2 separate regions of the Homo sapiens genome follow, and region 2 is linked to region 1. Evidence: read pairs that join two places in POLR2A ChIA-PET (ENCODE). Cell type or tissue: MCF 10A. All regions are shown on one strand.

What was found. Peaks named below come from ENCODE experiments on the same cell type or tissue, not always from the same donor. Only the 100,000 strongest peaks of a DNase experiment are listed, where the experiment ranks them.
Region 2: POLR2A ChIA-PET joins it to region 1 with 8 read pairs; 2 of 35 experiments call an interaction of 5 or more read pairs at or near these places.

What each region holds. Positions count from the first base shown.
Region 1 is chr1:13,622,334-13,624,833 of GRCh38, reverse strand. It overlaps the pseudogene RNA5SP41. Among named protein-coding and RNA genes, the nearest start is that of PDPN, 40 kb to the right of the region's middle. In MCF 10A, no CTCF peak of the experiment used is centred here; a DNase peak (open chromatin) is centred at 1,373.
Region 2 is chr1:13,755,564-13,758,063 of GRCh38, reverse strand. All of the region lies in intron 6 of PRDM2 (PR/SET domain 2), which reads right to left. Among named protein-coding and RNA genes, the nearest start is that of PRDM2, 57 kb to the right of the region's middle. In MCF 10A, no CTCF peak of the experiment used is centred here; no DNase peak of the experiment used is centred here.

The sequences.
Region 1 (2,500 bases):
AGTGACCTGGGGCCTGGCACAGGAAGCTCTGGCCAACAGAGGCCATGGTGACCAGCCAGGCCAACCCGATTTCCTTAGACATCAGAAGTCCCGGAAATGTAGAGTGAATCAGTCTGCTGGTAGCCAAGGCTAAAGCTGAGAGAATACACAAAGAGAGGCCATGGAGGCAGGGTGGGGCCTTAAGAGTCCATGTGCGATTTAAGGGGTGAATCAGTGGACATTACCAATAAGCAGAAACCAGGAAGTAGAGAATAGATGCTCAGAGCAGAAAATAAATCATTGGTTGGTAGTGGTAGGAATCACAAAGGGAAGAAACGTGAAGGGCTAGATCACCCTAATATTGGCCACCAACACATGCCCATGTGGTTTTATCAGTCAGGGTGCCAGCAGGAAACACATGGCACCCTCAAAAGAGTGATGGCAGAGAGTTGGATGAAGGAACTGTTTGCCAGTGGCAACACAGGGTTAAGGAAACCAAAAAGGGACGGTGAAGCACCTGAAGGTTAGTGATCGTAAGAAGCCCTTAGCATCCATAGGTTTAAAGACACAAAAAGAGGAGTTTGTTCCTGGAACCTGGTGAGACTTATGGTAAAAGCAAAGGGCCACCCAACAGGAGCTGGGGTTTTTGGTAGAAAAACACAATGACTGGACCAGGCGTGGTGGCTCAGGCCTATAATCCCAGCACTTTGGGAGGCCGAGGCGGGTGGATCACTTGAGGCCAGGAGTTTGAGACCAGCCTGGCCAACATGGCGAAACCCCGTCTCTACTAAAATTACAAAAAATTAGCCAGGCATAGTGGTGTGCGCCTGTAATCCCAGCTACTCGGGAGGCTGAGGCAGGAGAATTGCTTGAACCCAGGAAGTGGAGGCTGCAGTGAGCCGAGATCGTGCCACTGTACTCCAGCCTGGGTGACAGAGTGAGACTCTGTCTCAAAAAAGAAAAACACAATGACTGGCAGCATGTGGCCTTGCAGAGAAGAAGCCGGAAGAATAAATACTTCAGCCTGTCTCTTCTGTTGCCCTTGGATCACCTCTCAGTGCCTTCCATTGGCCAAACCCAACCAGAACCTTGAGAGCAAGAGAGCTTGGTTGATGTAGTCTATTCAAGTCAACCTCTCAGGTCACAGAGTCAGGGGAAGAAAAGTGGAGAATAGACTCACCAGGGCACAGGAAAACTGTCCAGAACAGTGGTAGAGGTGTCAAGATAATCCAGAGTCCAGTGCTGTGTAGAAAACTCTCAGTTCCTGTAGGCTGAGCTATGTGGTTGCTTGGGGGTTCCCGTAGGATTTATTTCCCATGTTTTCACATGGGAATGTGTATATATGTAACACATAACATTGCATAAAGATGCTTTCTTTCTGAGTCTTGGTTCCTTTAAATCAAGAGTGCGATGACGTAAAAACGTTAAGCAATTTCCTCCACACTGGAAGTAGGACAGCCTGGAACCAAAGCTGCAATAGCCAGGGTCTAGAGCCATGCTCTTTTCACTTGACTACAGTGGAGGTACAAATGTGATATCAGCCCCATGATAAAGTATAGAAGCTGCCGGCGCCTACGGCCATACCATTCTGGATGCGTCTCAGAAGCTAAGCAGGGTCAGACCTGGCTGGTACTTGGATGGGAGTATATCAGCCACTGGGTGCTGTGGTGCATGCTTGTGGTCACAGCTGCTCAGGACCCCGAGGTGGGAGGATTGCTTGAGTCCAGGAGTTTGATCAAATCCAGCCTGGGCAACATAGCAAGACCCTATCTCTTAAGGGAAAAAAAAAGTGTAGAAGCCCTTGACCATCAAGTTATTTTGTAGGAAATCACTGGATCACTTTTAGAATGTGGTGACATGTGCAAACAAAAAAAGTACATTTTAGGAAGATCCCATTGGTAGAATGCAGATCAGATTGGAGGAGGGGATGTGGGCATGTAAGTTTGCAATTGTGATGAGATTTTGCTTGAGGATCTGAATTAGGAGGCTGATGGCGCACATGTAAAGGGGGAGGCACTGTTCACTTGTTATGTGCCAGTTACTGCTGCAGGGACCAAGGATGTAGCCGAGAACCAAACAGATGCCTGCTCTTCTGGAGCTTATGCCATTTGAAGCTCTAAGAATAGATGAGTTCTCCAAGGGAAAGACCATAGAGAAGCAAAAAGTAAGCCTGAAGCATGCCTGTGAGCAAAGAGGGGGAAGTGAAGAAAAGAGCCAGTGGAACAGCTTGCAGAGAACCAGGAAGGGCAACCAATAAGGGAGCATGTCATGCAGGCCAAGCGAGAGAAGACGGCTTCAAGAAGGGGACCAAAAACAGGGCTGATGGCTGCAGAGGATGAATGAAGACAAGACCAAGAAGAGGGCCTGGAATTGACATACAGGAGGTCATTCGGAAGCTTGATCAGAGCAACTCAGTGCAGCGGATGGATGCTAAACTGAGAGGTCAGTAGGAACCATTATAGTTGGGACTTACAATAGAAGTGCTGTCTAGGGAAGAGAGTTGGACGCCCAGCATGCAGGA
Region 2 (2,500 bases), 130 kb before region 1:
AAAAATTTTATATAGACATACATATTCTAAGAATCTATTGTGGGATAAAGACAATGAGGAAATCAACGCGTGCCCCTCCTTAGGAAAATTCAAGAGCACACATGGATAGGTTAGGGTGACTCTTTTCACCTTCTGGTCTTCTTTAATGCTTCTCCTCTGGTATGAGTCAAGCAGCTAGAATAGGAAAGCTTTATCAGCAAACAAAACCTCTTAGGAAGGTACTGCTTCAAATAGTTCATGTGCATTCCTCTTAAATGAAAGTTAAAAAAAAAAAAAAAAAAAAAAGCTATCCACCTCTGCAAATAAACATTTTGGCAAAACAAATAAAAAACAAAATGTCACCACCTAAAGCTGAAAAGACTAACAAGCATGATGTAACTCAATTATATCCACAAACAAATCAGAATTGCACTTACAGTTTCTGTAATTAATCTTTAGACTACACATTAATTAAAAAGCATGTTCATTGTCTATATAACATTCAGCTTAAGAAAACTTTAAAATGTGTATTTTTATTGGTGGAACAACCAGACTGTTAACCCAGTCTCAACACAAGACCAGTGCTGCAGAGCTGACAGCTAAAGCTTCTCATCAATAAGACAAAATGAAAGAGCTCTATAATCCTAAACTCGATCCTCTGCACTGCAGAGGGAGTTAGGCAAAAGCAATGTCTTACTGTGCTCTTTTGGTTTCAAAACTAATGCCAAAATAATATAAAACCTAAGAGAAAGAAAATATTCATTAGAAACTTAAACCAACAAATATGTCATTTAAAAAACACTTGAAAGACAATAGCTAGAAAGCAGTAAAAATGCAATCTGTGTTTTTAAAAACTATTTGGGGTGTTTGAAGGAATACAATATACCTATGCAATCCATAAATCTCCAAAGCAAAAACAGCTGAAGGTGTCACCATGACTGGTCTCTCCTACACCAAACACTTCACTTAATCATAGTCTTGGTATTTAGAATTAAAGTGGGCACTTCTTACAGTGAGCAGTGAAAATTCACCTTGGCTAGTTAGTAAAGCAAATAAAACACTGCAATTTATACAGTATAACTGTCCTACTTAGAAACATCATGCATAAAAACTGGATTTAGACAGACAGAGCCTTTTATTTAGGACCTGTGTGAACTCGGCCAAAGCACATAACCCCTCGGAGCATCAGTTTCCTCTTCTACAAATGAGGATATGGATCTCAACTTCGCAGGATTATTGGGAGGATTAGCTATGGTATACACAGAGCAACCAACATAATGCTAGAAACGAGTGTAACTGCTGTCATTGTCACCATCAACAGAAGTGAGCAATTCATGGCATAATGACATGATGTGCAAATAAGTGTCAAGTCATGACATATGTCCACATCAAAATACATTGTAATAAATGAATTCATCCAAGAACTCTTGTAATGTATGAAAACTGGTTTAATCTGGGTGGCAAAAAGAAAAACAGCTACTTGCAGTATTTCTCTTTTTCACTTAGAGAATAGCATTTTCAAGTAACTTTTGTTTCTCCATGTCATTCAGCTCCTCTAAACTATTTCAACCAAATTAGGAATATTAATAAAACACTCTGAGCCAGATGGATGGTCAAAATAAAACTTCAGGCCTGTACTTGGCAGCATGTGAAATATAAACAAGCCATCTGAATGCCAACAAAGTACCATGCCAGTCTACCTGAAACTTCAGCTTCAGTTCACCATACAACATTTAACTAAAAGAAAAGTCTATTTTTAACCTCCACAATGGTGTTCTTGGGATATTTATCCAAGCCCTCAATTCTTTTTTTTTTTTTTTTTGAGAAGGAGTCTCGCTCTGTTGCCCAGGCTGGAGTGCTGTGGCGCAATCTCGGCTCACTACAAGCTCTGCCTCCCGGGTTCACGCCATTCTCCTGCCTCAGCCTCCGGAGTAGCTGGGACTACAGGCGCCCGCCACCACGCCCAGCTAATTTTTTTGTATTTTTTTTTTTTTTTTAGAAGAGACAGGGTTTCACCATGTTAGCCAGGATGGTCTCGATCTCCTGACCTTGTGATCCACCCGCCTCAGCCTCCCAAAGCGCTGGGATTACAGGTGTGAGCCATTGCGCCCAGCCTCCAATTCCTCAATTCTTTAGAGGCAACTTTAAATACAAAGCTACACCCTGTACAAGCCTGTAATACCAGCTATTAGGGAGGCTAAGGCAGGGAGACAGCTTGAGCTCAGGAGTTCGAGTCCAACCTGGGCAACACAGAAAGACCCTGTCTCTACAAAATAAATAAACTTTAAAAGTTATTTTATTGAAAAATAAAATAACTACACCCTCCTCTCTATAATGCTCCCACGAACATTAGGTTTGAATGTCGTAACAGCTATCTGTAAACTGGAACATGAAATTGTCTAGGGAAAAAAAAACACTGAACGAGTTTAAAAAAAAACAATAAAAATTCATCATTTAGAAAAATAACCTAGTGTTCATATTTAAGGAAAACACAGGAAATTAGGTTTTTTACTTTCAAATT